Regions from separate parts of the Mus musculus genome. Here regions 2, 3, 4 and 5 are each linked to region 1. A link is a loop called in an ENCODE intact Hi-C map of the cell type or tissue named here. Cell type or tissue: heart. All regions are shown on one strand. Each heading gives the region's core, and the rest is flanking DNA. Links, peaks and the distances in the headings are about the cores only. Region 1 overlaps Dnm3 (dynamin 3). Region 2 overlaps Dnm3 (dynamin 3). Region 3 overlaps Dnm3 (dynamin 3). Region 4 holds the start of Dnm3os (dynamin 3, opposite strand). Region 5 overlaps Dnm3 (dynamin 3).

Region 1 (6,319 bases), core at 1,079-5,078:
TGTAAGAACGTCCCATGTTCCTGCTGGGTGGGTGGCATTTTTTTCTTTTTCTTTTTTCTGGGCAGAAGCTGGCTCCACTGATAAGGCTGAGAACCTGCCGTTTGTTTCCTTCTCTCACACGATTGTCTTTTAAGAATAGAAGTCTAATTCCATCTGTTCGTCTTCTGTTATCTGGCCTTGAGTGTTCATGATGTGAGGCTAGTTGTAATGACCTTGGGGAGGCTCCACCAGGACAGATTGCATTGTTCATCAGCTTTGGTGTGTGTGTATGTGTGTGTGTGTGTGTGTGTGTGTGTGTGTGTGTGTGTGTGTGTATGCATGTGTGTGTGTATGTGAATGTATGTGTATATGTTTGTGTGTGTGTATATATATGTATGTGAGTGTGTGGGTGTGTGCAGTCAGGCCAGAAGTTGGTAGTGGAGTCTTCCTCAGTCACTTTAACTTTCTTTTTGAGACAGGAAACTTCTTGAGTTATCAAGACTGGCTGACCAGTAAGCCCCATAGACCCTCCAGTCTCCTCTTCCCTGACACTGGTATTATAGGCTCACAACACCCACCATACTTGGTTTTTCTCTTTTTTTTTAAGCGTGGGTGATGGGTATCCAGAAGCAGGCTAGCACCCTTGCCCTGGTAAGCGCTTTACTGAGCCTTCACCGCAGCCCCCATCTGAACACTTGTCTAAACCTCCCCTGGAGTGAGCCCGCCTCTTACCCTTTTCTTCCTGCACTGCATGGCACTTGATCGGGACAGGGTGAAGACCTGGATGTGAGTAAGTGTGCGTGCATGAATCTAACAGACAGGAACATGCCTCTGAGGAAAATGGAACAGTAATGACAAGGCCAGAAGCTCACTTCCTCTTCAGAATATTTACTCTAGACAGTTGTCACAGGATGCAGTGTTTTAGGTGTAGGTAATCCACTTATATTTTGATTCTCATTTTGTTAATTTTTAAAATAGGTATATATTTAGATGGAGTTGGGCTTAACTCAGGAAAATGTTGTGATGCTCACGATTTTATTCAAATGGAAGATATTATTATAATTTTATTATAAACAATAAAGGTACTTGCTCTCTAGCATATATATACATACATATATACGTATGCATATATACATACATACATATGTATATGTATATATTTGCCCTTTGTGATCTAAGAATGTCATCAAGCTCATTGTTGTGCAAGAATAGTTTGTGGTAGATGTATGGAAGCATATAAAATTGGAGTCTACTTGAAGGGTCTGAAGGTAGTATAACTCACTAAATATAAGAAGTGACATATAGTTCCCCCATAAGAAAAAACCCTTGATTTTATAATATTAATACTAATATATATATACTAGTATATACATATATATGTATATATGTATACATATATTTGTAAAATATGAATCAATTTGTGGGACTTGAAGTGCGAACATGAGATAATTGTTCGCAATCTTTATTTGGTAACATAGGCATGTACTAACTTGAATGCTTTCGTCTCTGGGATAAATAGAAAATGCACTGTGCTGACGCTTACTCCGATGGCTCTGTAGATCTGCCCTAGGCTGCCCTCACAGGTATGATGCTAACATCCCTATAACAACAAACCCACCCAGCCTTTCAATGATGAAAGGGATTTTACAACAACATTGACTTGGATTCTTTCAGTAGACTGAAAACAAAACAAAACAAAAATCCAAACGTATTTATATTGGTTTGTAAAATGCACTGCTTGGGGGCCAGGGTCCAAAGTAAGTTTTGATTAAGCATTGCAAGTCAGCTCATCTTGCATTTTTTTCTTTCTCTGTGTGCATTTCAGGGTATGATGTTAACAGAGATGTGGAAATAAAGATTGTCACTTTCTGGAAGGCTGTCTCGTTAGGACAGAGTCAGGTTAGCAGTGACAGCAGCAGGTAAATGCTCACATAGAGCTCTAACCTGGGCAGTGGCAGGGACACCTGGAGTCCTAGCTTAGAGATGGTGTGTGTGTGTGTGTGTGTGTGTATGAGAGAGAGAGAGAGAGAGAGAGAGAGAGAGAGAGAGAGAGAGAGAGAGAAGAAGAAGAAGGAGAAGGAGAAGGAGAAGGAGAAGGAGAAGGAGAAGGAGAAGGAGAAGGAGAAGGAGAAGGAGAAGGAGAGGAGAAGGAGAAGGAGAAGGAGAAGGAGAAGGAGAAGGAGAAGGAGAAGGAGAAGGAGAAGGAGAAGGAGAAGGAGAAGGAGAAGGAGAAGGAGAAGGAGAAGGAGAAGGAGAAGGAGAAGGAGAAGGAGAAGAAGAAGAAGAAGAAGAAGAAGAAGAAGAAGAAGAAGAAGAAGAAGAAGAAAAAGAAGAAGAAGCAGGAGGAGGAGAGGGGAGGGAGGGATTGATTCTAGAGCACAGGGGAAGTTGAGGGTCTGACATTCCAGGAATAGGAATGGGTGCCTATAAAGAAAGTAAGCTGGACAAGTGATGCTATTTAGAAAATCAAACGTCACCCCACCCTTTGCCACAAGTATCATGTGACTTGTTTGGAGCTGCTAAAATGAGGAAATGACCTAGAGAATGTTTAGTTGTATGAAACTGTGGTGTTTACAAGACTAGATGTGATATTTCGTTTTCTACAGTGGCCTCTGTACTATATCACTAATGACAGTTAAGGCGAGGAGAGGAAGGAAGGGGATGAAGAAGGTAGAGAGAAGTGGACTTAAGAACAGAGCCTGAGAAAACAGGGGGTAGGGCCCGATTTTTCCAGACATTTGCAGCATATGGCCATTGAATTAAGTCAGATGACATGACACTCCTTCCAGTGAATTCCCTCCCTCCTTCCTATCCTCCTCTTTCTCCCTATTCCTTAGCATCTTCTCATTCTGCCACCCATCTTCCTTTCCCCTCCCCCCCTTTCCTCCCTCTCCCTTCTTTCCCTAGAAATAGAACTCCCTTTGGGGCTTTGTACCATAGAGCCCATTCCCATTAAAGTAGGGGACTAACATCCTTTCCTCTAATTCTCTGACTTCCCTTTTTCTTCCTGGCCCTCACCTCCCTCCCACCTTAGGCGCCAGGAGAGGGAGGATCTGACTTTAACATCCAAAGGAAGGAAGTGAAGTTCTGAAGGAGGTACCCAGAGGCAGCTATCCCTAGTGGAGGTTTCCACTTCCGGGGTATATAGTCTCCTGTCATTTGAAGTCATGGAAAAGAAAGGGCAGGAGCAGGGAAGGAAAAGACAGCGGTTCGCACCTCTGTGAGACAGTAGGACTCACTAATGCTTTAGAAGAGATGAGAGAGCCCTTCTTGCCTTCTAGGACGATGAGGGGGGAATTTCAGAGAGTGTAACTGTTTCAGAGCGGCTGTGAACAGGCAAATTCTTTTTGAAAAATTGCTTTGCTGTTACAAAATAAACGCACAGAATCTGAGGATATAGAAAGGACTAAATGACAGCTGGTGAGTCAAAAGGCCAGTTTTAAATGCACCACACAGTACTTTTTTGCCCTTTAACTGGCAAAAATTGGAGACAAAGAGTTGCCCTGTACTGCTGGCTAACTCAAACAGTGTTCTAAAAAACATCCAGCAGGGGGAGCTCTAATATGCCTTTGAAGCTCAACATTTAAAAAAACAAAAGAAACAAATGAAAGCAAACAGAAAAACAGAGAGGCACTGTGCCTTTTGAGCTGCCATGCCAGCGAACAAATATGTAAGGAAGACCAATTAAATGCTCAGAGCAAGCAATGGCACTTGGGGGAGGCGGGACACGTGCAGAGTGGCCCACAGTGTCTCTTTTGCAGGAGCCTGTAGTTGTGAGGCAGTAAAATAGGTCTGGGGTTCCCACAAAAGAGGGAGCAGAGCTGACTTCTGGGCAAGCCTCGAAGTTATTCTTTCCCTCTGAAAGGATCTTATTGTTTCTAGAGCAGCCTTGAACACTGGCCCAGAAACCACATTTTAAAACAGAATTTTCATTGTTGGTTGAAGGAGCTACCGAAATGCCAAATGGCTAAGTCCCTTACTCAGTGGCTTGTTGGGTGGTTTTTCTTCTCCTTCAAGTCAGGAAAAAAAAAATGCTGTGTTTGTAAAAATTGGTGCTAAAAGGGCAAGAAATCATAGGTCCCCTGGGCCATGTAAAGAAGGAATTAGAGCTTTCACACACACACAGACACACACAGACACACACACACACACAGACATACACATACAACATACACAGACACACACACGCGCATACACAGACACACACACACACAGACACACACACACAGACACACAGATACACACACACACAGACACACACACACAGAGACATACACATACAACACACACACACACACAGACACAGACATACACACACACAGACACATAAACATGCACACACAGACACACACACACAGACACACACACAGATACACACACACACAGACACACACATACACACAGACACACACACATACACACAACATACACACACGCACACACATGCACAAGCAATGCAAAGAATTTATTCAGGAAAACAGTGAGGAGTTTACAGACTAAGAGTTCCCCTCTATTCTTGGCAGTGTTTGGAGGTGCAATGGGTGAGTGGACATTCAATGTGATCAGAACAACTTCGTCTAGAGGAAAGTGGCCAACGACCCCTTCTACTCTCTTGCCAATATGAAGGCAAGGTTTTTGTTTTACACCTTAATGGTATGTCCACATCTAAAAGTTTTATACAAGCTCCTGGAGAAACTTTAACTAGACCAGTTCAGACCAAGAGTCACTAAATAAAGCCAGTCTAGACAGAAAATGTATGGAAACCATATGTCCTTCAGGCATCTGTCTTACAAAGATTGCCATTGCCCTGGAGAAATCCTTCACAAAATATGCTCTTAGGAAAAAAAAAAAATATCCGGTGCTGCATAGCCACAGGGAGAAGAGTGCTTAAGAAGACGGTTGGACTCAGAGGAAATAGAGCCAAAACTGTTCATAAGTGCGAAGTTCTCATTTCCCTGCACATCTGTGCGTAAAAAGCTTTGAAAGGATGGGCTAAGGTAGCTATCATTTATATTTCCATTGTTCTTCCAGGCTTCCACAGAATGTTAGACAGAGGGATCTCAGAGCCGCTCTGTTCTCACCCACAGAGAGCTGTTTTGAGTAAAGCCGTACGTGGATGTGGCCAAAGACCCAGAACATTCTCTTCTGATTATTACCTCATCCTGCCGGCCTGCCAAACACAGCCAGAAGGCAGGTGTCCACCATAAGGAACCAGTGGAAGACTGCTCTATAGAATGATGTGTGGGGCCAGGAAGACAAAGGAAGTCGGGGCAGGGATGGATAAAGGAGGGGGCTCCAAGGATGCAGTGAAGATGGATGGTCGTCCTAAACCCCGTTTTTCTAATTTAACGTTGCCTTCTGAACAAGAGACAACAACTCTCTCTTCCCTACTCACACTTGGAGATACACTTTAATTTTAACCAATGGTATAGATTCTGCGGGGGGGTGGGGGGGGGGAGTAAATATGCAAATTACCCCCCCCCCCACTCCCACCCAGCCAAATAGCATATCAAATGAAAACTACAAAGGGCTCACTCGGGACAACATGAAGCAGGAGAACACAGCAGGGTTCCTTGTGGCTGTCTACACTGTTTTACTGAAATTCTCAGGTCTGGAGGGACAGGGACTGGGGAAAGGTTCAGTAGGATTGGTAAGTGGCACCAGCAGGAGTGCCTCCATGTACTGTCCCCCTCACCTCACCTCGAAGACTGTGAATTAACAGTGTGTGCCAGACAGACTCACAGAGAAGGGCTCTTGAGGGAAAACAGCCAAAGCCATAAGATTGTGATTTTAAGAAAACTCAAGAGGCACCACCAGCATGCTACTTCAAAGACAATCATGTTCTAAAGGTTAAAAATTCTTATACTGGCTTTCCAGTATGAAATATTAAGATGTGGGAAGAGTCATTTAGAGTATTGGAAATATTAAGGCACTTTATATTGCAGGGCAGAACACTAACCACTGTACTCACAGACTATTATTTCAATATCTACTCACTGCGGACTCCTGATCTGAACCGAAGATCACCTGGCCAGGTTAACTGCAGGCTCCTGGTGAAGTTACAGGGGTTTCTCTTGAGTATTATCTATTTATTGGTACTTTTAAAGCTTTAAGTCGCCTTTCCTGCTATGGGTTTGCAGAGCTTCGTTTTATTTTGGTGTCAGGCCTAGATATGTGGAGGGAAAGTCCTGCCATGGTTTGTCTAGTTAACACATCCACTAATGTCTCCTTCATTTTTCACCCCAAAGCCAATAATTAAGATATTGTAGAACTTGTCTGACGTGAGGGTTTATTATTTTAGTTATTAAAACACTTTCTAACACTATAGGGAATGTTTTTA
Region 2 (6,319 bases), core at 1,182-5,181, 280 kb after region 1:
TTAATAACAAGACAACCTAAGTTTAAAAAAAAAGATTAGTAGCAAGCGCTAGTTGAGTTAATCAGTTAAAGACAAACTGTGCCCTGGGGAAGCTAAATTAAAAAAGCAACAGTAAGGCTTACAGAACTTAGCTCGTACAATTTGCCGTGAAGGCGGAAGATTGGTTCCCTGAAATAGCAAAGAATTATATGCTTTAGTTCAAAAAAAGAGAAAGGTTTTAAAATAAAGTCTGTTATTACATCTTCTCCTTTCAAAACAATGGGAAAAAATTGTCTAGAGCAGAGGTTTCAATTTGTTCAATAATTGTACCTCTGTGTTAAAAAAAAGAGCTTTAAAAATATCATCATTGTTTTGACTTGAAAAGAAATAACAATGCAAATATTCATTATCACATAAAACACAGAAGAGACAGCAAACTGTCGGAGTTAATGCAATCTCTGCAGAGCGCTGTTAGTCAGAGACAGCTGGTCAGCCCCAAAGCTCAAAAAACTCAAGTGAGCAGATCACCTTAGCAATTAACATCATCAATAGAAAGTTGGCATGGCAGAGATTAAACCCAACACTGCCTTCTTTCTGAGCCATCCCTTCACTGTTACCAAGCTGTGCAAACGTGTGAACTAGCCAGCCAGCACCCCGGAAGCCCATGCAACTAGTTACTCACCATATTGTTAACCTTGAACCTCCTTGGGGTTCAAGGTTAAATTAAGTTTGGTGGTAATGGAAGCAAGCAAAAGAGGACACAAAGAGTCTAAGTCGAAAAGCACAGCAAGTAGCGGTTTATGGAAGGTGAGATGGTAGGGTTAACAACTGCAAAAAAAATAGCCAAAACGAAATGCAAAAGTCGGTCCAAAAAACGTGAAAAGCAAAAAACAAAATAAAAAGCTGCACCTTAAGCAAAACCTACATATGATCAATTTGCATTAAAAAAAAAAAAAGCTGTCAGTCAAGCAGTTTAGTTCCAATGCTTTGGGGCATGCATGCACTGGGTTGCTCACACGGTTCCTACCTGATTTCCAATTGTGCTTTTCTTGTGAACCTGACTGCTCCTCTGCTGAGCACTGAGAAAAGCAAAGGAGAAGCACTGAAGAAACTCAGACTTTTTTTTTTCTGAACAAGTAACAGATACTAAAACACATTACACATTAAAAAAAAAAAAAAAAAAAAAAAAAAAAAAAAAGACAGACAAACTCAGGGCAGAAGAAACAGCATCAAGCCAGCTCCGTCTAATTCTGGAAGATAAAACAACTCAGTGGGATTTCTTTCAGTAATTAGCAACCAGAAATAAAAACTATAATTACTCCATGTGGGGGAAAAAAACTACATTAATAACAACGGGTTGGCTGGTGTGGTGGTGGGTAGGGGGACTTCTTACAGTACACACGGTAAGGAGACCAACATCAAATGGTGTTTACGGAGTGCACACTATTTTCCATGCGCTAGTGATTTTCATTCACACAGCCTGTAACGTGGATTATTTTCTTGTGCATTACTCTCTACTTCCATCAACACTGTCCTATTCAAAGGCCAAAGCCAAGGTCCTTGCCATAGCTTCCAAGGCCCTACTCCACTCTCTGCCACTGTGATGCCCCTCCCCTTCCCTCCAGCTCATTCACAGCCTGAGCCATTCAACATAGGCCCTGCACAAGAGGCTTCGAGCTGCCTTACTGCTCTAAAGATATGTCTCCTATACGTCCACAAGGTCCCTAACATCTCTTCGAGCGCTGGCCCAAAATTGTCTTTACAGTGACGCTTAAGTTGGTCACTATATAAAACTGGGTCCCTGCTTTCCTCCAGGGACACCCCCTGTTCCCTCACTATCTTTCTCACTACAATATTTCACCTTCCAACCTACTGAAGTTTGGTTTGTGTCTGTTTCACCACACGCACCCTTCCACATCAAACTGGAAGACAAGAGACTCTGTGTCTGTTTGGCTTACTGCTCTATCCCCAGGGCTTCTACAGAGGAGCTGTAGCAAACATGGCGGCAGGTTATCTATTGAATGAGAAGTTTCTGGAGACTGGTGTTACACTTCCCCACTTCACAGTGAGCATGGAAGGGAGGGTTAAAATCTGTTGTCACTCCTAACAACTTAGCCCCAGAGTCACACTATTAAATGAGATGATATTCTAGCTCTCAGAGGGATGAAGGCTTTTGGACCCATAGCCCCATCATAAGAAATCATATCTCATCTCAGTTATTCTGGCAGGACTAGCAATTGCCTACCCTCTGTCAGTTCATCTAAAGTTTATGTTCAGAGAACAGTGGGATGAGCTGAAGTAAAGGAGAGACAGATTAAAGCCACAGGCTGTCTTCGAAAAGTGATTAGATGTTATGGTTTAGTAGCGAGATAGAAATCAAAAACCCACTTAGAACAGTTGTTCAAAACAGCAGATTTTCACAATCTCCCCTGATATAGTTAAGCTGCTTGCCTCTGCTCAGACTCATAAAAAGCACACACTGCACTCAGTTGAGGCTGGGCAGGGTGGGCACTGAAAGGTAACACTATGTCTCTAGTTGCTGGAGATAGTGTGTGTGTGCTTTTGTTTTTCGCTATTAATGCACTAACTTTAGCTTCTTTCTTACCTTTGGCTTAGTTTAATTATTCTTAGCTAAATGACCATTTCCCCTCATTTCTTCTCAGCCATTCCTTTAAGGAATCTTAGCCCAGTATCCTCAGTGTTTTGTAAGCACCATGGAAAAGCCAGCTGTGTCTGTGGCCAGGATCCCATGTGCCCACACTGCCCTCTGGCTGCCCACCAAACCTGGCCCATTGGATGTCTCAAATACTATTCTCATTGAACTTGAGTCTCTCTGTCTCTGTCTCTCTGTCTGTCTGTCTGTCTCTCTCCCCCTACATTGTCTCTCCAAAGTCACCTTTCCAGGGACCTCCTGGGTTCACCCATCTTCTAGGAATAAACAGGAAAATGTCTACTGCAACGTGAGTGTGCCTTGGTTGTGCTTGTGTTTTTAAGGTGGCACACCTTTAACAAGCCTCTAATTGGTATGATCAGTGGCAAAGTGTGAAGGTGTGAATCATCAGGGGTGTGGGTGACTCGGGCAGAGAGGAGGGTGGGCTGGATAAGTTGTCTCTTGGGATCACGGTTTTGTCTGTCTGGGTTGTTAGTTTTGGCTTCTGATTGGGGTTATCTGCAGTGTTAGAGATTGAATCTAAGACCTCCTCCATGGTAGGCAAGGATACTTCCTTGATATGCACACACAGCCTTCTTGGGCTCCTTCTAGATCCAAATGCACTGAGCCACAGCATTTCTCTCAGAATATTAGCAATGTTAGATAGTGGATGTTTCTGCTGACAGAGTTCCTGTAGGGAACAATGCTTGTTTGCTCTCTGCCGCTTACACAGAGGAAAAACAGATTTACTTATGAGCCAATCTAAAGTACTAGGGTTAGAATAAATACTAACCACCATTACTTTCTACCTAATGAATACTTTTTTTTTAGCCACTGCCCCCATAAATTCAAACATATGGCTGTTAATTATGTAATTGGGTTCACACAGTCGTTCCACAAATAATAAAAAAGCGAGCTATTTAATTAAAATACACCCATTATCATAATTCTTGGTAACTGAGTTGCTAAATTATTTAAGAATGTGTTCATAATAGAACATGTGAAGAATTAAAGTTAATTTGAGTCTTTTAACCAAAAGTGTAAGTTCAAGTGAAGAAGGTGTGTGTATGTGTGTGTGTGTGTGTGTGTGTGTGTGTGTGTGTTTTGATATATATCATCACACAACAAATAAAGGATAAGCTTTATTAAAACAAGGGATTATATTAAAAAGAAAAGAAAAAGAAGAGTCCTATTTTCCAATTTGGGATAAAATTACCTCAGCTCCTATTATGTGTATGAATGTCTCTTTCACTGTGCAAAGTTTTGCCAGATACAGCAGCATGAAACCATATTCAGTCTATTGCATGCATACTTAAGCCACAATGGTTTTTAAAGTAAATAATAGAAAAAAATAATTGAAATTTTTATAAAATTAAGCCCATTAGAAGCCATCCAAACAAAAGAAGCCATGACATCACTTCTTCTGCCATGTCCTCCTCTGTGAACAACACAGAGACAGAAATTCAGAAGAGTGTGCTAGGGATATGTGTGACCATTCATCAACTAAGTCCTATACATGGGAATTGCTTGCAACATTCAAAGACCAGGAATACTATTTCAGTCTGCTGTCCTAAGACTTTTATAGAAAATGTAAAATGTGAATTTTAACACAAGAAAATATCCACTGTATTCTACAAGGAGAGCACCAAGCAAAGCCACGGTGTGGAGAGGGGAGGACTCAGGGAAGCTGAAGGTAAAAGTTTGACGGTGAATTCATGGATGCAGTTTGTAAATGACCTTAAAATCCTTCTAGACCAATAAATTTACATTGAGGTCAGTTACAGAGTATTTGAAAGAAGAACAGATAGCATTTAGTGTTTCTAAGCCAGAAAATAGTTTGGCCGAAGAACTGCTTTTATAAAAATTACTTCCCCAAAATGGGCAGTATTGATTCTAAAGCCAGAAAGAGAGGAGGCAGCCAACCCAGACCAGCTTCTTCAGATGTTGGGTTTCTCCTCAGTGTTTATAGTCAAATCAAGTTCCCTTTATGGATTCTGTCTTCTGAGAAGCCTTCAGTTATCTCTCCTTGCCATGAGCCCCAAAGCCTTGGGTTTGTGCCTATACTGTGTAACCTGGCTGGTGGTACAGGCAGGTCTTTCTTGCTTCTCCAACAATGTCCACACTTTCATAGCTGATGGTGTACTGTATGCAGTTTAGTTCTTCTACCATCGATCCATTGATAACACCAAGCACAAAGATGAAGGTAGTTCCTTAAGAAATACATTGCTGATGTGTTTGTTTGTTTGTTTGTTTGTTTGTTTGTGGAAGAGATGTAACAGCCCCTGTGCCACTGTACATGTGTGGTGGTCAGAGGACAATCTGTCGGAGTCACTTCTCTTCTTTCTCCATGTGGTCCTGGGGACTGAACTCAGGTTGTCAGGCTTGGCAGTAGCACCTTTGCTTACTGAGCCATCTCACCAGCTTCTTAAGAAACATTGTTGGGATTTTATTTTTATGCCATGCTTATGTACAATCAAACTATCAATGTTTAGCTGCAAAACAAATTCAAATACTCTAAAGAACCATAGTATATGCATATAGTAAAGAAATATTTATTTGGAGACTATGAAATGCTGGAATATAAAGTTGGGGGTTAGACTAGAAAGAGCTGATAACCATGTAGCCAGCTGAAGTTAGAAGCAGAAGACAGTGATAATAAAAGACATTGGGAGTCGTGCTAATTAATTCAGACTTTATCCTGAAAGCAATGGAGAATCCTCAAAAGAGTGAAAAAGACCTGGACAGGAGGCAGGGAAACTTGTGTAGCAACCCAAGTGAGAGAAGAAAAGCAGCAATGGCTGAGGGAAGGAGTCAAACTCAGAAACATAACATGGAAGTAAAACCAAATAGAGTTAACAAGGATGGAGAGGGGAGAGGGGGAGGGAGGTGAGGAGGGAGGGGGAGAGAGGGAGGGAGAGAGGGAGAGAGAGAGAGAGAGAGAGAGAGAGAGAGAGAGAGAGGGAGGGAGGGAGGGAGGGAGGGAGGGAGAGAGAGAGAGAGAGAGAGAGAGAGAGAGAGAGAGAGTTAATGGATGAATGAATAAGAAACACAGAATGATGTCTGATTTCCAGTTTAAGCAACTAAGGGAGTATCCACAGAGAGAAGAGACAAGGGAAGAACTGCAGGCTATGACATGGAAATGCCTTCAGGAGATGCTGGGTTGAGGCTTCTCTTGGACACATAAGCAGAACATGCGGGTGGAGGCCAAACATCATGAGTAGTTCAGGAAAAAAGATCCTAGAACAAAGATCTGGATTCAGAGTCTTCCAACAGAGTTGGTGAGCAAACACTGGGGTCAGGGAGTTTGGTCAGACATAGTGTTATGACTAACGAAGGAAGCAGCCTAAGGAAGAAAGACAGCAAAGGATCAGCTGCCCCTAAAGATGGCTGAAGAAGAAAGACTGGAGTAGAAAGAGAAAACCAGACCAGAGTGTGTGGAAGATCATAGACCACTGAAGCAAAGGGCCTGACCTTGACAATAAAGAGTACTCAAGGGTGTCAGATGACAGACATGGATTGTCCATTGTTAAACTATTTGTCCTGGACAAAAGCAGCTATGATACCATGCTGCAGCAGAGACCAGACTATGGGGGCTAAAACGTGGAAGATCAAAGGGGGAGAAGAGAAGAAGGTATGTAGACTCTACGTCAGCTTAAAGGGGTCCAGGAGCAGCAGGGAAATGGAGAATTC
Region 3 (6,319 bases), core at 1,241-5,240, 310 kb after region 1:
ACACATTCACACACACTCTCACCCACCCACACATTCACACACTCACATACACACATACTCACACACACTCTATCTCACACAAACACAAATATAGGCATATAACACACTGTGATTGAAATTATTTATTTCATAGGAATGGTTCCATTGAAAAATAATCACCCTTCTTACTCTTTCCCAATTTCTCTCCACAACCCCAAATTATTCTGCCAGTTCTCCATTGCTTATGAGCATCTTAAATAAGCAAGACCCACCCCCCAGGTACAGAACAAACAGAGACTTGTTCACCTACTCAAAGATAAGTAGGATGCTCAGTTCTTATTGGAAACAGTACAGAAAGGTTTTCATTATTATTATTATCATCATCTTTACTAAAATCTCTCTAGCAATATAGAAAATTAGCACTAAGCTAAAAGCCAAGATTTTCTTTTTCTGACTTCTCACTCTCTCCTTTCTTTTGATGATGAAATACTACTTTGCTAGCCATTTGAAATGCTCATTTTCTTTGGGTAGCTTGAAGACAGGAAAAAATGTGGGTCACTTGCCTGATCCCATGTATGTTTTTGATTGCGTAGCTTATTTCTCTTCTCAGTTCTTTCTCATTGAACTCCATCTGCAGATGCAAAGCAAGCTACGGTTATGACACTTAATTCTTTTCGATAATATTATTGAATGGTATAGAATGAGGATAACCTTACTGTTATTAATAAATGGATACTCATGTCCTTTGTAAACTAAACCCAGATGGTCAAAACATCTGTTTATATGGAGTTCAAGGCCACATGGAACACTGGGGATTTCTGGAAGTTCCAGAGGATCAGTGTGTGTGTGTGTGTGTGTGTGTGTGTGTGTGTGTGTGTGTGTTAACTCTGTTACATATGGGGAGTGCTGTGCATAAGGAATATCTCCTGGACATAAACCCAGCCACTCATTTGAAACACAGAATTATTTTTTGCTGAATGTACTAAAGTGGAGGCCACAGGAGAATGCATAAATGAGAGTATTTTCTGATGGGTGGCCACAACACAGCTGTCTTTTCTTTCTGACCATTTTAAGCACCTGACCATAAGACCTCTTTATAAGAGGAAATTAATAATACCTTATGAAGCCAACACAGGATGCATTGCTATATAAATATTTCCCAGACGTCCTAGGCACTACAAATCTACTTGGAAGTAGGATCAAAGTGCCATAGAACTTAGTCCCGAAAGGCACATCCAAAGAGCACCGGATTCAGTTTGACAGGGATGCAGCCGTTCCAGCCTCGCTCGCTGTCCATTTCCTCCTTTATGCTCTCTGCATCTCAGAGTAACAGCTTGCCCTAAGCTTCTATCGTATCCTGTGGCTTCAGGGTTCAGAGTCTTTGTCATCCCTTCCTTTGTGTGGTCAACATTTGTGCTCCCTTTCCCACCTCTTCCTGCTTATCTGACTATCCTTCCAAACTCAGCTCAGACGGCTGGCTCCCTCGCATCCTTGGGCTGGGATTCATGTCTGTGGGCAGTGTTTCCATGGCGCCCTATGCTAAAGTTTGTCACTTTGCTTAGCACATTTTAATAAAATGATCTATTTATCCACCTTCTTCCCACACCAATACATAAACATTCGCCTCCTCATATTGAAAAAGTGGCACAGTCCCTAAGCTACTCAGCTGCTGTACTGAGCAACCCCCCCACCCCCACCAAACGCAAACAGCTCTCGATCCTTCCTACCCACTGATACTTTCCATCAGTTTCCCCATCTGATGGGCACCATCATTCACTCAATGGCAAAAGACAAACCTTGGGGAGGGATTTTCAACCTCTGGTTTCTGTCTCTTGAATCAATCCCAGCCTGTCAACTTTACCCCTAAACTCCCACAGTCCTCCGTTTCCCTCCATTCTTTCTCCTTACATCATTTTGACTGAGAATGTACATTTCAGAGCTTCCTCCTTGCACAAGATCCCTTCCAAGACCATGTGCCCAACCATGTGTTTGTAATTTTGCTTTCTTTGTCTCTAAGGGACTCCTGCGATTGCAGAAGCTTCAGGCAGAAAATGTGGTCCATCCATCTCTGGTTGGGCCCCTCCCCTTCTTTACCACATCTACTGCTTGCCCCTTGGTGATCCAGCAGGCACAGTTCTCTTTGGAGATGATCAGCCCAACTAGATAACAAACCCCTGTGTAAAGTCCTCCTGTTGCTTTCCATTGTAAATGGTGAACAACTGCAGCCAGGAAAGTCCTGGATGCACAGCTTCATCCCTAAGCGAGCCTCTTCCCAGGACTTTTCATAACACTGATGTCTTTGTGCCAGGCTGGTCATGGATAATAATGCCCTTCGTCACCCAGAGGGAGCCTATCTAAATATCCCATGGAAAGAAATCTGTATCATGTCACCATAATAACACTTGAATTTTTCTTATGTTATCTACTTTTTTCATTGTCCTTACTAGATAAATTCAACCCCTTTCTTTCTTGGTCACTGAGACTTTGGTCCATAGGGGAGTCTCAGAAATATTTTAAATTAGACAATGGATAGATATCATGGAAAACTGAAGTATTGTTTCTTGAAGTATTCTCTATGAACTCACTGAAATCAGAAAGAATATTTCAAGGACAAAGGATTCGATTCCAAGGACTCTGTTGGTCCTGTGATAGATCACAGTACAGCGAGAGAGCTGCAAGGGAGATCAGGGAATGCGGTGGGACAAAGGGAGAAAAGAACATTAGTTACAAACCTTCACTATCTCAAAAGGAAAGCGTTCGTGGAAAATGCGGTTGATCTTAGCACCGCCAGAGAGCTCTAAGGTGTCTACTTGATCTCCTGACCCTTCGATTCTCTTCTCAAAGTCCACAGCAAACTGTTGGACCATCCTAGAATTGAGAGAGAGAGATAAACCCGGGTTAAAATTAGTTAACATCACAGGGCTCTCCTGTCCCTGATTTTACTAAGGGTGTAGCTTAGACTCCTTTCCTGGTGTTCTTAGTGACACCTACTGGTTGAGTTGGCACTGCACATCATTCAGCTGTGACAAGGAACAGGAGATTTATTTTACACATTTTAACTAGAGTAAATATTTTAAATATCGTTCTCTTTAAATGGGTGGTATCCATTTGTGGTTATAACCTGAAATGGTATTTAAGGAACACTTGGATTTTAAAAGTTATGTAATAAATCTTAAGTAGAATAGTCAAGTGAGCCTCCACTCTGGTGATGTCACGCCTGCCCACTCCCAGCTACTGCCACTGAAAAACCCACACACAAGCACAGCTGCACACCTACACACACATCTACTCACCCAACCATCCCCCCCCCACACACACACAGGGCAGACGCCTTTTCTCCCTCAGTCTGTCCTCCTCATCCTACAACTGTGTGCTCTGAGGGTGGCCAGAGCTTTGAAAGTCATCAAGACACAGTCTCCCCCACCTTCAGATGCCACAATTCATAGGAGATCCTGGCCTGCATATTCAATCACGTGCAGGACATATATTTTCTTTTAGCTGTCTCAGATCAAAACACCTAAAACGTGAACTGCTTAAACTGCTTTCCTTCTGGGTCTGGAGTCTGTTGATTCCCCTATCTTGGCACAGCCATTGGCAACCCCTTCTTGGATTACCAAGGTACCTGTAGGTTTCCATCCTGATCCTAGGATTCTGCCCAGGTCAGACCCTACACCGTCACAGCCACACAAACCTGGCTGGTTTGCTTTTCGGTGCTTTCCCGCAGTTTGAGTTAACCCATTATGTAGGATTCTTTGTGCTGTGACCTTGGCTGTTCTTGAGGCTGATCTCTTGCTCAGCAACATGCACCATCTGATCCAAACACAAAGAATCTACTGCCCAGTCCCCACACGTACCATGTCTCTGTATTTGTGTACGTGCTTTGAGGATTTACAGCACCATTGACTCCACTCCTTGCCTGGCTAATCTCCTTCTGTTCTCAAGAACCAGCTCCAGTACTAATTCTTCTGAGAAACCCATGATGCTCGGTGGTCCTCAGCCCCCACCAGCATCTACCACTGCCCAGATGAAGGGATCTTCTGCTCCTTCAGCCTCTTTCTAACAAAATATTTATCAGACCACATCACCACTGCTTGCTTCGATGCCAGCAGCTTCCTGGAAGGCAAGGGCATGCACCATATGGGCAACATATAAGAAATGCTTAATAAATATTTGTCCTGTGAATCAATTAACTATCTGAAACCATCTGGTGAAAATAAAAGAGAATAAAAAATGTATTCCTGTTTGTGATGATTACTTGGTTTAAGCAATTCTAATTCTGACATCCTAGAAATACTACTTTCAAATTCAAAATCGAAGCGAAAAATATTTTCAGATCTTCTGAAACCTGTATATTTTTACTGCCAAAATTTGATTGGATACAGTGGGTTACAGTAATTACAAATTATTTAGCCATGCTCGTGTCTGCTGTTTTTAATGGTTTTTGTCAAGTACCTGAAAAGTGGTGGTATATGCATTAAAACACTAGAAATTTTTACAAACTTCATCTCTGTCAATTCTTTCCCATCCACCTCCCACTTAGTGGTATTGGAATAAGCCTTCCCTGAGTCCACTCTATTCTCTTCCCATCCTCCTTAAACCTAACACACACCCCTTGTACTTCAGGGTCTTGAGCATTACCTCCATCTGGGAATTGATACCTCTCTTCATATGCACCTGACTCCTCCTCTGGGCTCCAACATTCTCTACTTATGATAAACAGCATTTATCAGCGTCTAACACAATTCATCATTTATATGCTTGTCTTGATGATCTTATCCTTAAGTGCAAAGTGTCACTTTCATTGTTGGCTTCATGGTGAGTAATGCATAGCCAGAGTCTGAGTACGGTGCATGAAAGGATGGCAGGAAAGGGGAATGAGGAAATGTATCAGGAAAGACAGGAGCCCACGCAAAAAGAAGATGAACCAACAGGCTAGTCAATGATCTGATTGAATATTCTACAGTCAAGACCCATGACATGACAGAGGCAAGGACCATCCTAGCATCCTAGTTTCAGATAGTTAGAGATACTGATGTATGACCTCAATATAAATACATTTCTTTTCTATATAACTTGAAGAATTTTTATGAGTTTAACCAAAGGCTAGGAGAAACAAACAAACTTGGAAATCATTCTACTCTTTAAAAAAAAATCATCTTTGCCATGGTATTATTTTAAGTGAAAGACAACATGATACAACTAAGATGCCACTGAAACTTTCTGAATATTTGGAAATCTCTTTTAAAAAAAAACTGAAAAACCACCAGTTCAGTACTGTTGTGACTTCTGACCAAAGCAAGAACCATGAACGTACTTCGATGCATCCTTGCACATTTGAAGGAAGATTATATTCCCCACTCTTTCCAAAGAGCAGTAACAGTAGGGTACTGCTAGGTCTACGCCCATCTGAATAGACAATGAACTTCACGTTGTAGGAGGACACTACAGAAGTCATCAGGTTGACTAAGTAGCCCAGGTTTACAAAAAGAAAGATGTCACATTGCACTGAATGGGTACAGCAGAAAAGTGCTAATGGCATCACTGTCCACGCAGGTGCTCATCCCAGGAGGTTGTTATCACCAGGCGAAAGCTGGACTACAGTGGGAAAAAGTTCCTAGAACAGGAATCCAAATCTCGCCAAGTAGGGAAGAAATAAGACAAATATAAGGAAGAAACTACTGGCAAGAGTAGTGGATCAGAGGGCCTTGTGCACACAGATAAGGACTGGAAAAGCCAGGAAAGTTAAACATGAAGGCTTGTCTCTTCAAAGGAAGGAGATGCTTGCCATTCCACACAGAATTCTGGGAAGGGATTTAGTTTATGGCCTGGTGATCTTTTGCTATCTGTAGGGCCAGGCTTCACCCAAATATTATGTCTGTTCATCCCAGACTTCCCACCACCCCTAAATCTTGAGCATTTCTTCTCAGTTCATAAAAGCTATCCTTATGAGAGATGTCACTTATAGTTCCCAACAACTCTATAGCCTGCATAACTTCTGTTATCTTAGGGCCAGGCTAATCCTGACTCCCACTGGCATTCTGTTTACCTCAGTCATTCTCCCCAGACCCTCATCCTTATCTTGAGCAGTGTTCCTGACTCAACAGAAATTGTCTTTATGGAAAAGGCCATATATATATATTTATATGTGTGTGTGTGTGTGTGTGTATATATATGTGTGTGTATGTATATATATGTGTGTGTGTGTATAGTCATATATATATATATATACATATATATATGAATATGAAAAGAGTTTCCATACAAACATGTCTTAAGCATGTGGGACTCAGCTCATTGTCATGAGGAAATTTTTTTCCAAATTTGTGCTGTGCTTAAATAT
Region 4 (6,319 bases), core at 1,097-5,096, 220 kb after region 1:
GCGGAAGGAGTCACACCACCAGCTTGGGAAGGCGGACAAGGTGAGGAAGAAGGAAGCCTCAGGTGATGGAGCTAACTGTCATTGGGTTGGAGCCTGAGCACACGATAGAGCATTTAGCTTACATGCTTGAAGCTGGAGGGTCAATTTACTTAGTTAACTTGTACACAAGTTCTCTAATACAATAATTTCAAGCTAAATCATAGATCATTGAGGTTTGCATATCTAGATATCACAGACAAAAATAATTGTGAACATTAGTAACTCTGCTCTGGTCCAAGTACAGAGACACCAACTTTGAATCTAAGTATTTCGAGTTATTAAAATTAGCCAATCTGGGGAATGATGACCAAGAGGAAGGATGCTTCCATAACACTTTAAAGTTGAGTAAATTTCATAGTCACTCAAAGTGAGGGCATGGCTCAGACAAATGGCTTTCGAAACAAAGAAGCTAAATAACTGATGTTAAAACATCCGAAGACCAGTGTAGATGGCTCGCTTTGCCATCTGGGCCCATACATCTCGGGTGTTTGACTGGTAATTTTACAGGCATGGAAAAGTCCTCAAGCCAGTCCCAAAGTGGGGCTTCCTACAATAGCGTGGAGGCTTTTCTCACTGAGTGAGAGCACTAACATTGCTAACATATGTGAAGGTGAAAGGGGGTGGTCCTTCAAGCTCCTTCCCTTTCTATGCCTAGTCCTTCCTACTGGGCAAGCACACAAGTGGACAAGACCAGATCTGCACCCGCCCTCCCCAGCTATCTGTAGCAAGGACAACTCAAAAGAAAACAGTCCACTGGAAGTTAAAGTAGATAGTGAATGATTTTATAAGAATTTCTGAAGAAAATCCCTTATGATGCTTAAAAAAAAACTTAACTAAAAGCATAAATTTAGGCCCTTACAGAAACGGTATAAAGTCTTTATTTGGTGTAAGCAGAACCATTGAGAGGGTCTAGCTGTGTAAACTGAGACAAAACCATAGAGCAGTCTGGTCAGAACCACTTTTCATTTGCCAACTCCTGTTCCATGGACAGAAACTGAAGTGGGCAGAAGAAAGGCCTTCACTATGTGCAGCAGAAGCAGGCCTAACCTGGAGTGATGGATTCCAAGTGAACCACCTCTCACCAGCCCATGCCTTCTGTAGGACTTAGTACGACAGACATACTGAGGACCCAGCAGCATCCTCTTGCAATCAGACCATTAGGTCACACTTAGTCACCCTTCCATCATTTCCAGTAATCACGTAGCAGCCCTGAGGGAAACGGCAGCTGACTCACACTGCGCTCCCCTAACCACTCTCAAATAGTCCCTAAAGAAGGAGAAGGAGGCCGGTAAGAAGACACTAATAGGAAGCATTCCCCTGGCTTGCATCAACTATTTAATCCTGTGTCAACCTGGTGTATTTAACCTGACATAAACCTCTTTGCTCTATCATAAGCTTCTAGATAAAGTACTCTGACTTAATCTTCTTCACAAGGGCTTGGGACCACTTTTGAACCGTTTGTGGTACATCAATTTAAAAGAAACCATGTTAGGAAAAAATAAATAAGTTAAGGCGGCTCTCACTTGAAGCATTTTGAAACAGCCAATATAGATTTGTACATCTCAAAAGTGTCATAGAAGGCAGGTACAAATAAGTTGTTCGGGCTCTAATTCTTACAAAAATACTATAGCCCTTCATCCTGTGAGTTAGATTTAGAAAATCTCCCACATTGTGACCTCTACAAGGCCAATTGATAAAGCTCTTATTTGAGACAAAAATCTAATATCAATCAGAATACAGTGGAAAACAAGTTAGGGGACCTCATGTTCACAACATTCAACAGCCTACATAATTTGAAACAGTTAACAACTGGGACAGAGGACTAGAGGCCAAGCGAGCTGAGAGTTTGTAAGTGGTCAAGCTTCACTGGGCCAGTTTCAACAGATTTACTTAACCAGAGATAAACCTCATCATCAGAACACCATGTAAACAAAACAAAAGTATTCAAACAGAATTGGGAGTAGCCAGCAGGATAAAACAATGCTGTCCTTAACCGTGTGGCTCTACCAGAGGGAAATGTTCAGAAAAGAGCGGTACAGCAGTGTGGGTGCTTGAAGTCTAAACTTTTTAACATTTCCTTAGGTAAGGCTATAGAACGGCATGCAGAGAGCCAGCCAAGAGAGCTGAGGGAGGGAGACGAGGAAGGCCACATATGGAACTAATTACTCATGGAGAGGCCATGACAAAGAGCATTTCTCCAGACTTTTCATGGGGGCTTCACTTTCAGGAAGTTGCTGTAATTACTGCTCAAGTCTAGAGCAGCCTGCAAGCTGCTGACAGGTCCAGCAGAAAAGGAGGAGGAGGAGGAGGAGGAGGAGGAGGAGGAGGAGGAGGAGGAGGAGGAGGAGGGAGAAGGGGGAAGAGGAGGAAAAGAAAGGGGGGAGCCCCAACTTATCTGACCTCACTAAGGAGTAAAATACAAGAAAACAAAGTATCGCAGGAAAGTTAAAAAAAAAAAAAAAGGCCTCGAAGTTTGCCTGCTTAACAGTGTTTGACTTTCTGCTTACTGCTTTGTCATCTTTCTATCTTTAAATTACTTCTTCAGCCCAGATCAGGCAACAAATTTGTACTTCTACTCTCAACTCACTTTCGGTTGGCCACAGCAGAACTGTACATCTTGCCTTTTTTTTTTTTTTTTACAGCTTTTCCATACTGGGGCCCCACTTCCTGCCCAGTTGAGGGAAAAAATCTGGCCTGAAGATGAAATGACTGCTTAACATTACACGAAAACATCTGGTACCATTTTATGCACAGACCCATGTCTGAGAGCAGGCGATTCTAGCGGTCTCTCCAGCGGCACAGCGCATACCCAAACCTCCCCAGGGTGACATCATCCCATATATGGACTCTCCAGCCCAGCCCTCCCCCTTTTCCTGGTCCTAAATTCATTGCCAGTTCCCTAGTCTGCTGCAAATGTGCCACGTCAAGACTGGAAATCACAGCCCTTTAGTGTGTCTCAGTCGATGCAGCAGACAGGGTTCAGGGGGGAAGCTGAACAAGCCCCTGGTGCAGGAAGACAGGCTCTCCCCAGCCCCGGGACAGGATTTTCCACACACCGATGGAAGCTTCAGGAGATCCTGCTCCGTCGCCCCAGTGTTCAGACTACCTGTTCAGGACAATGCCGTTGTACAGTAGTCTGCACATTGGTTAGACTGGGCAAGGGCCAGCAACGCCATGGACGGCTGGGGACACAATGTGCTGCTTCCAAGGAGAGGACAGCTGGGTGCTCCTTTGTTGAATCTCATATCCAGTGTTTCTCTTCACAGGTTTTGCAAACTAGGGACCAAGAAGCCCTCAGGGACTCTGCCAGGGGAGAGGACTGCTCCAGGGAAGACCAGCGGGTAAGGCCTCTGGGATTGCGTACCTGGTCTGTGATTGGGGAACTAGATAGAGATCCCATCACCTGTGTGAAGACGCTGGAGACACTGAGCTAAGGGACAGATAACCGTGAACTTAACTTTCAAAAGAGCAAGGTCGTATGGTAAATTGTGATTTTCTGTGTGTTTTTTATAAGTCTAAATGTTGATCGTTCAAATGCTTTCTTAAATGTAAGGGTCTTCCGCTTCAAAATAAAAGGTGGGGAAAAAAACCTCACTCCAGACAAGTAGCAAAAACTGAACGAGACTTAGTTTTGAATGGTTGAAACTGATAATTCAGAGACTTAAACTCGAGCATGGATGAGCTATGTATGCAACCTCTAACACTCCAGGAATGAATGCATTTTGCCCTAAAGGAAAAAAATGCAATTTTCAAAACTCTTGTATGAACAGGGAGCTTTTCTGTTTATCTATATAATAGAAACACCAGAAATAATAGTACCTAACGATAAGAAGCAGTCTAGTCTTTTGTTTTTTGCTTTTTTGTTTTGTTATTTTACTATCAGACAATGCAAACGCACTTAGCCAGAGATGAGGGCCCAAGTGCCAAACCCACATCTTACTGACTCAGCAACTTAGCAGGCCAGGGGAATAGCGCTCTGTCTTTAGTGGGCTCACTAGATAACATTGAAATTGTTCTTCTAAAATCCAAGAATGGCTGATACTTGCTGGTCAGCTGAGCCTGCTGGCCCATCTTTTTTTTTTTTTTTTTTTTTTTTTTTAACAAGGCTCTCACTTGTCCTGGGCCTTTGAAATGATAAGGCACGTTGTCTAAAAAGATGCTGATAAAACAGGAATTTGTAAACGAAGGCAAAAGTTTTCTTTGGTCAGTTTCCAGCTGTCCTGGAGGTGAAGGAGAGTGGGGGAGGTAGGCAGACTGGAAGCAAGAAAACTTCCTCTGGCTGAATGAAATACTGAAAGAGAAAATACTAGAAGAATCTGGGTCACTAAGTAAGCTGGGAGGTTTGTATTGAGCATCAGCGGTGGCTCCGTTAAAGAAAGTTCTGGGAGAAAATGTTGCTGCTGTACCCATAAAGTCTCGCCTTTCATTTATTTTCACCCCTGGAAAATTTCATTCCACATTCTATGGGATGAAATATTATCTGCTCATTGAGCTTTCTGTGCAAAACGAATACACTGTCTTTTGTCTTTTAAAGTGTGAATCTTTGTCTAAGTTACACATTCTCCAATAACCCAAAGGAGAGTGCAAACTCTCCTTAGTAAAATACTATAGTATAGCTGCATCTCTGAGTTTTCTTCTTACAATTTTTATTTTTAAAAAATTATGCTTCATATAATCCCAAAACTGGTATCTTGGTCATAAAATTTTCTGATGAATTATGGCAATTAAGTAAGAAATATAGCGGGGGACATTTAACTGCTTGTCACTTAGGTGAAACAGGCGAGGCACCATTCATTGTTCTGTGAGAGTTGAAGAATCTTAATTATTTTTAAAAGAAGAGTTGAGATTATATATATATACACACATACATATCACTTTGTTTGCACAGGAAATTAAAAGCACTATTAGTTCACTTATGGAAGTTGTGTGTCTCAGGAAACACACTTTCTTGACTAACGCGTCACGAAAGAGGACAGAGAAGAATCACTTGGATCATATTTAAGATTTCTCTAATTTTGAGGGCCTATTGTATACTAGAAATAATTGAATTTTATAACTTGCCTTTATTTAATGATATTTAATTTAAAATTTTCTCTTCATATTAAATGCATTTTTTTTAATTTCAAGAAGAATAACCTTTCTTCACAGGTCCCTTCCCTATTTCTCCCATGGGACAGTTTTTAGTCTGAAGATACAAAGGGCATAAGGGTGATTCTCCTGTAAGTTCAACAGTAAAAAGTAACAATTTCTTTGTAAACCCGGAGTCTCTGCCTGTTCTTGGTTGGAGTTCTAACACACCATTTTCAAGGAAAATTCTAAATGAATGAAGGAGTGTGGTACTTAATTTTAAATGTATGAGTTATATTAAAAGTACAAAAAAGTTGTTTGATAACCCTCTGCTGTATGAAGACATGGTGTTAAGCCTGTGTGCTGGTGGATATATCCCTTATAGACACTTTAGGATAAAAATAAAGATATCGATTCCAAAATAATTAGAAGAATGTCTAATTTTATTCCAATATTACTTCCAAAGAGGATATACAAATATTTTAGGGATGGTGGAATCTAGGGCAGAAGAGAGTAACCAGCAGCAAACATCTTGCTCTGGATAGTATGGTAAGTCTAAATAGAAAAGTGAAACATTGTAGGTGCTCATAAAAAGGAAACTGTTTGCAGGGTTTGTCCAACCTTAACGTTAGTGAAAATTGCACCCTTGTTTCTTATTTCAGAGAATCAATGATGGATAAGCTAGGCTAGGTACTGAAGTCAAAAAGATTTTTTTCAACCATCAGAGAGAAAGGAAATTCTAAGCTGCAACCTCAACTCCATCACTTCAGAGTCTAATTTCTCAAAACAAGGTTTTTTGATTTTTTTTTTTTAACCATAGATCTCAAAATCAAGGAAAGTTTGTTTGTACGGAGACAAAGTGTGTCACAGATCGCTCTCGTCCAATTAGTTAACATGCTAGCCCTCCTTCCTGCTTGCCCTTGAACCTTTGGCTAGGAGAAGGTATTTGTTTTTAAAAGACAATCTCCCCCACCTTTTGCCTATGGACCACCCAAGTATTTCACTCCACGGGAAAGAGAAAGCTTAGGCATAAAAGATACTACGAAAATAATGTGCCCTCTCCCCCTTGTTGGAGTCTAAAGCTGATATGGGAAAAAGAAACTGCAAGTTGTTTAAAAAGTTTAAAGAGTCACTCATCCACAAATGTTCATTATCACTGAAGGAAGCTTATCATCCAGTGAGTCTGTAAGGGAACTGCTCTTTAAAATCAACC
Region 5 (6,319 bases), core at 1,548-5,547, 100 kb after region 1:
TTCTCAAGACTCCTGTGATTCACATTTTCAGAATCCTGCTTTCTTCTTCCCTGACAATAATTTTATCATCTCTTTTGCTGTTTTCTTCAACTGTTTCAGCTAAAAATTTTAGAGACTGACCCCCCCTCCAACTATCTCCTTAGTCAGTTGCTCTCTGTCCACCCTTTTCTCCCCAATGTGACCAGAGGCTACATGGCAGAAAACAACACTGACAGTCCTCCACCATGAACCCAGATACCAGGCTGCTCATCTCTTCCATGGGTGACAATGGTAGCTCTTTATTATTCTTTACATTCTCCACACAGAAGCCACAGTGACTATCTGAGAGTCCTCATACTGTGACTAGAAAAGTCTGGGCTCTCTCTTTTATTCTTATCTCCCCCACTCCTTCCTTGCTCCCATGGCTATATCCGCACTGGCCTGTTTATACATCAGGATGTACAGGTGCTAGTCCTTTTTCCTCGCACGATACTCTGTCCATCCCTGAAGTTCACTGTTGTCTTTTATACTGATGTCATCCACTGACCACCCCCCCCAACAATTTCCAATTTTCTCACTATTCATTCTCTTTGTAGCATTCATTTATATCAGTAATACAATGGTCTTAATTACTACTAATTAAGAATTAAATCTCTGCTATTAATAATGTAAATTTAATGAGCTAGAAATAATAATTATTTTTTATCTTTTCAGACATTATTCCCCATTTTATATACCGATGGTAAGAAAATAACAGTACAGTTAAATGAGAAATCATGATCAAAAGTTCAATAGAAAAAGAACCACCAATCCACATCAAATAAGGTATAACTCAAAAACAAAACAAGCTAAAACAAAAAAAAAAGTGGGAGATATCAATTCAAAATGTTAATAACACACTACTTAGTGTAAACAAACTAACCAACATTACACTCTGGATTGGAACTCAGTTCACGCAACCAAACTCCATCAAGGAACAAAATTAATTCATAGTTCTGTATATCTTATTAAAAACCATAAAACAACAACAATAGGCTTCACTGTCAGCGTTGAGGTTGGCCAGTTGGAAGATTACAAAACTTTACAAGAAGAATATAGGGCTTTATAAAATCAGGAATTAATAATGAATACCAAATATGTCCTGGGAAATCTTAGGAGTCTGTCCTGGATGAATCAGGCAAGGAAACAACACTGGGATGTAAAAGATGAGAAAGTAAAATTAGAAATGAGACACACGGCTCAACAGAGGATTCAGAGATGCCATGTCTACTTTTATGATAGGAAATTTATAAGCATCAATTATGTCAACTATGGACACAGTTTCTAAGAACTATACATAAGTTAAAATAATAAAATCATGAGAGTAAACCTAGAGTATGAATTGGAAAAAATTATTCAAAGCAGTTCTTGCCTCAGAGTTTAATGTCTTTCCACCCCTCCCCACATATGTGTGTATATGCACATGTGTCTGTGTGTATGTGTGTCTGTGTGTCTGTGTGTTTGTGTGTATGTATTAGGAAAGCTTCTTTTATGCACTAGTTCTCAGACATGTGGAAGGACAGAGGCATGGGAAAGGGTGAGGGGACACGAGAGGGAAGAAGCCCCTAGTTCTAGACTTGCCTTTGTCTTTCCTGCTGGCTGAGATTCAAGAAGCTTCGACACAACTGATAAAGCCAAGTTTGCCTGCAGCAATAGTGGGTATTTTCCTAAGGACATTTTAAATGGAGATATGATTTGATTTTTGAGAGAGTATTTCACTATGTAGCCCCAGCTAGCTTGTAACTTATTATATAGACCAAGTTGGCTTTGTACTCACAGAGATCAGCCTGCCTTTGCTGCCCCAAAAGCTACCAACTACCATTTCTCCCAAGAGAGTGCTCTTTGAATCCCAGGAAAGAAACCCCTGATACCATATACAGGCTCGTGCACATACATGTGCTTGTACAGTTCTGTAACAAGGCCGCTTGTGTGCCTTGGTATCAGCACTTGGCACATCACTACCAAGTGCCAGATTCCTCATGGCTATAGCTGCCTTCTTGATGTGTCCTGTTCAAAAATCTTGATGTCCTTTAGCCTTCTTCTCTCTCCAAGGTTAATTCTTTAATAAATGGTCCTAGATATCTGTACTGAATGCCTAGGCATCATTCTTCATGTGCCTGTCCCCTACCTCACCCTAGGAATCCCTTTATCACCCACAACAGTTCCTCTTCTCCATTTAGTCCAGCGTGACATGCCTTATCTGAAGCATAGCAAAAAACCTCAACTTCTGCACTTGATCCACCCATACTCTGTTTTGCACTTTCAATGGATTCTTATGGTATTAGGACTAAGACAATAAACAACCTCTGTGTGGCTTGTAGGTCATCAGTGCCCAGGGTAATGGTTCGTTTCCACATATTCTTCTAACGTTAATTTTAACTGTCCCTAGATTCTCAGAATGGAGAGTCCTCTCTGTTATGGATCCTCGTACAAGCTGTAATTAACAGTTGTAATAAATGACTGTTCTTGGCTGTTAATGTCCCTCATTATATAACTCGTTTCCAGGAAGTGGAGAATATGTTTGTCTTGTTGATGGGATGGTAGTACAGCATCAGTGCTCAGTGAACAGCTTCTAGTCATAAATGGCAGAGTGCAGTGGTCACAGAATTTGGAGTTACCTTAGCCTCTTTCCCCTTTAAAGACATTTTCCTTGTCTCTCCATATCACCCATAAAGGCCACTTTCACAGTTCTGGAACAAGGCCATCTGAGTGCCATTATCTAAAAGCATCGTGATTCTTTGTCTTTGAGACAAATTTCTTTGGCGTAGGTTGGTTTGATGTATAACTAGTACTATATCTTTTTCCTTGACATAAGCAAAAAATAAAAGCAAAAGAAGATGAGTAAATATATAAATAGTAAGACATCTTAAATAAAATAAAAAAATCAAATTTGTGGAAAAGGCTTTTAAATAGGAAACCTTCACAAATCACATTTACTCTAAGTGGAGCTGCAACATCAGCTGAGTCACTGCTGGCTCCGAGCTGCCTAGGCTTCCATTGCCATGGTGTCTAACCATGCCAGCATTAATTGTAGTCATCACTGAAGACCAGGGGGTGTGGGTCTAGTTTGTAACTGGGAGTTGAGATGTAGGTAGGTTTCACAGTTTAACTGCTAGAAATTCTCACAATAGAAAATGCTTAATATCCAAATATTCTTCCCCAAACTCAAATGCTAATCTCACGTCCTGAGAAGGTACCAAAATAAAAATAGAAAAGCTGGGAGTAGCTAATGGGTGGGAACCTGACCTTCTGGGCCTTTCCTTTAGTCTTCATTGTTTCCTCTTCTCAAGAGGAGGGAAGCTGGCTGGTTTGATTGGTGACTTATAAAGGAGAAATTGAGCAAGCCGTGCCTGCAGGACACAAGCATTCTCTACCATTCCCAGATGTCCTGGTTGAGTTCTGGCCTCTGGCAGAGCTTGCGGTTGCTCAGCTGTGGTTGTGATCCTTGAGAGCTCAAGTATGAACAAGAAATTTGGCCTCAGAACTCAAGCCATTTGTCTCACGCCATATCTATTTGCTTCCTTGACACTGCCTGCTTCTAAAACTGTCACCAGGCACGGTTTTCGTTAAAGACAGAAGTTTAGGATGTGATAAAGTGGTCCATCCCGGGAACTCCACATGGAAGACAGGGCTTTAACAGGGAGAACTATTGATGGCTGTGGTTTCAGAGGGGTTAAAGGAGAAGCAACAGAAGGCTTGCTTAGCAAAGATGCCCAGTAGGCAGTTGGGGATGTAGAGCTGGTGTCTCAGGCTAACAAACAACAACCACACTGCATGTGGTTGTGCTGCTGGGTGCCATGTGAATTTGTTTATTTTATTTTAATATAGCTTATTAGCTTCATTAAGTTATTTCCCCATAGGAGGACAAGCCAAACAGCCACAGGTCATGTGTCTGCTTGGGCATAACCAATAGCAGGCAAATTAGCCAATATTACAATATCATAAAAAAAATGTTGTCGCAATCTGAGCTTCATTTAGCCCAGAGCAACTAAAGACATTAGAAAGGAATAAAGGCACTGGTGAAGAAAGCAGAGAAAGAACCACAATTATTTGCAGTCTGCCTCATTTATTAGGTCATAAAAGGTGGCTGTAATGGCCTGCTTAAGCCGAGCATTTTTAGAATCTGAGGAATAAGTGCGGAGTGGCTGTGGGCTCATGCCAGCCATGTTTTATCACATGTTAGGAAAAAGGGCAGAGCAGGCTGTGCTTGCCTGGTCCCTTCCGTTCCACATTTGTTAGGTTTGAGAATAGCTTTTTATGTCACCTTCCATTTGCGTTCACGAATAAATAGTAACAGGGAGTATTACGTAAATACAAAAGATGACTCATTAACAGCTCCTAGAGAATGGGTGTAATGGAGAACCACCAGAAAAGAAGCATCGTACGTCTCCTGGCCAGTGTCCTACAGGTCAAGAAGCCAACGGTACAAAACAGAGTAAAGAAAAAACAATCCCAAGACAATCTGGACAGTCTAGGTTAATTTTTCACTCCTAAACACCTAGAGAGAGAGTTAGATGAGAGTTCTTGGAGCCTGGAGCTTGTAGAAAATGTTTGTGTGAGACTCTGTTAAAGAATGAACAGGACTGGCAGTGTTATGAGATATGTAGTTTTAGTCAATGGCTATCCATAAAACCAGCCTTTAAAAAAAATAATGATTCTTGATGCTGCTATTACTTAAGATCATGTCAACCTCTTGTTAAAGCCAGCTGCCTGAGCTTAAATTTCTGTTAAGTTCGTATCACCTGGAAAAAATAGATTCTTATGCCACTGTTCCAATGGCTACCAAAAGGCATACTGGGGGCACCAAGGGACCTTTCATTATATAGCTTCATATAGAGAGATGTTTTTATATAGCTTTATACATAGCTATGCTGCCTAACACGTGTCCAGATGAGGAATATCAGACCCATGGCCCCTTCAGTCATGTGCAATTGGGCTCTGTTGTACCTACTTCACTGCTAAGCATCAATGAGACCAGGGTGAGGGTGACCTTGTCACACTGAAAGCACAAGCTTGGCTAGGGCTCAGCATCTGTTCACACCCGCTGGTATGCTTGCTGCAAAGGGTTGAGTAAGACTGGGTCTCCAGAAAGCCTGGCTATTTAGGAACTTTAGTGATGGGGAGAACTCACTAGCTTTCAATATAATGGGAGTGGAACTGGGTCCAGGAAAAAAACCAAACCAAACCAAAACCAAAAAACAAAATCAAACAAGCATTTCCATGGTGACCTGTATTTTGTATAATGAGTAATTTGTAGTCGATCAGGTGGTGCTGATGTTCTGTGGTCAGGAGCTCCAAGTCTAGCCCTTTTATTCTGTCAGACCTTTGCATGCACTCTTTACTCCTCCCCCTAGGCTCACCATCTGACAAGCCTCTACCCACCCTCACGGTGACCACTCCCATTTCCTTCCCTCTGTGTCTTTCCCAGTTAGCATGGGCTACATACATGATTCTCTCTCTCTGTACCTTTGATGCCTTCCTCATACATCTCTTGAGTTGAACTACTTAGGTGATCTTTAGAGCTCAAATTGGTAAATATATGAGAGAGACAAGAGTTACATAAAGTTATAGATGAAACATCCATTGTGGACCAATAAAAAGGAGTAGCAGCTCATCTCTTCATTCCAGAAGGTTCTGTTAAAAGGATCTTCCATGCCAAGTATCTTGTCTCTTGTGAGACTATGCCGGGGCCTAGCAAACACAGAAGTGGATGTTCACAGTCAGCTAATGGATGGATCACAGGGCTCCCAATGGAGGAGCTAGAGAAAGTACCCAAGGAGCTAAAGGGATCTTCAACCCTATAGGTGGAACAACACTATGAACTAACCAGTACCCCTGAGCTCTTGACTCTAGCTGCATATGTATCAAAAGATGGCCTAGTCGGCCATCACTGGAAAGAGAGGCCCATTGGACACGCAGACTTTGTGTGCCCCGGTACAGGGGAACGCCAGGGCCAAAGGGGGGGAGTGGGTGGGTAGGGGAGTGGGGGTGGGTGGGTAAGGGGGACTTTTGGTATAGCATTGGAAATGTAAATGAGCTAAATACCTAATAAAAAATGAAAAAAAAAAAAAAAAAAAAAAAAAAAAAAAGAACTAATAGAAGGATGGATGCATTGTGTGTCTAATTACATGACATGTTCTGTATAATAGATGCTATGTTATCTATATCTTGGTTAATTTAATAAACATTTGTTGAGAAGCTGTGCGCCAGGCATTATCATATTGGTCCAGAGGGATAGCTGTTGATTAAGAGAGACAAGGTCCTTGTTCTCATGAATCATATATGAAGGCTTTAGGTAGAG

The links. A loop is a pair of places that touch in the nucleus more often than their neighbours do. Peaks named below come from ENCODE experiments on the same cell type or tissue, not always from the same donor. Only the 100,000 strongest peaks of a DNase experiment are listed, where the experiment ranks them.
Region 2: a loop joins it to region 1, with 8 times the contacts of the local background. A loop is called at or near these places in 4 of 42 quality-filtered maps.
Region 3: it touches region 1 in a loop (11-fold over the local background); 38 of 42 quality-filtered maps call a loop at or near these places.
Region 4: it touches region 1 in a loop (2.7-fold over the local background); 5 of 42 quality-filtered maps call a loop at or near these places.
Region 5: a loop joins it to region 1, with 2.4 times the contacts of the local background. A loop is called at or near these places in 4 of 42 quality-filtered maps.

What each region holds. Positions count from the first base shown.
Region 1 is chr1:161,996,463-162,002,781 of GRCm38, forward strand. All of the region lies in intron 20 of Dnm3 (dynamin 3), which reads right to left. Among named protein-coding and RNA genes, the nearest start is that of 2810442N19Rik, 5.3 kb to the right of the region's middle. In heart, for the core only: a CTCF peak has its summit at 3,525 (motif pointing right); a DNase peak (open chromatin) is centred at 3,739; H3K27ac peaks cover 2,301 bases.
Region 2 is chr1:162,273,482-162,279,800 of GRCm38, forward strand. Dnm3 (dynamin 3) reads right to left here. Exons shown (of 21, transcript NM_001038619.2): 13 at 1,007-1,058. Among named protein-coding and RNA genes, the nearest start is that of Mir214, 53 kb to the left of the region's middle. In heart, for the core only: a CTCF peak has its summit at 2,747; no DNase peak of the experiment used is centred there.
Region 3 is chr1:162,310,850-162,317,168 of GRCm38, forward strand. Dnm3 (dynamin 3) reads right to left here. Exons shown (of 21, transcript NM_001038619.2): 8 at 2,712-2,847; 9 at 543-610. Among named protein-coding and RNA genes, the nearest start is that of Gm39688, 66 kb to the right of the region's middle. In heart, for the core only: a CTCF peak has its summit at 2,967 (motif pointing left); no DNase peak of the experiment used is centred there; H3K4me3 peaks cover 304 bases; H3K27ac peaks cover 1,306 bases.
Region 4 is chr1:162,214,716-162,221,034 of GRCm38, forward strand. The region is part of intron 14 of Dnm3 (dynamin 3); the gene reads right to left. Dnm3os (dynamin 3, opposite strand) reads left to right here and starts at 2,908. Exons shown (of 1, transcript NR_002870.2): 1 at 2,908-6,319. Mir199a-2 (microRNA 199a-2) reads left to right here and starts at 3,099; the gene lies at 3,099-3,208. In heart, for the core only: no CTCF peak of the experiment used is centred there; a DNase peak (open chromatin) is centred at 2,936; H3K4me3 peaks cover 2,304 bases; H3K27ac peaks cover 3,714 bases.
Region 5 is chr1:162,097,216-162,103,534 of GRCm38, forward strand. The region is part of intron 15 of Dnm3 (dynamin 3); the gene reads right to left. Among named protein-coding and RNA genes, the nearest start is that of 2810442N19Rik, 95 kb to the left of the region's middle. In heart, for the core only: no CTCF peak of the experiment used is centred there; a DNase peak (open chromatin) is centred at 3,416.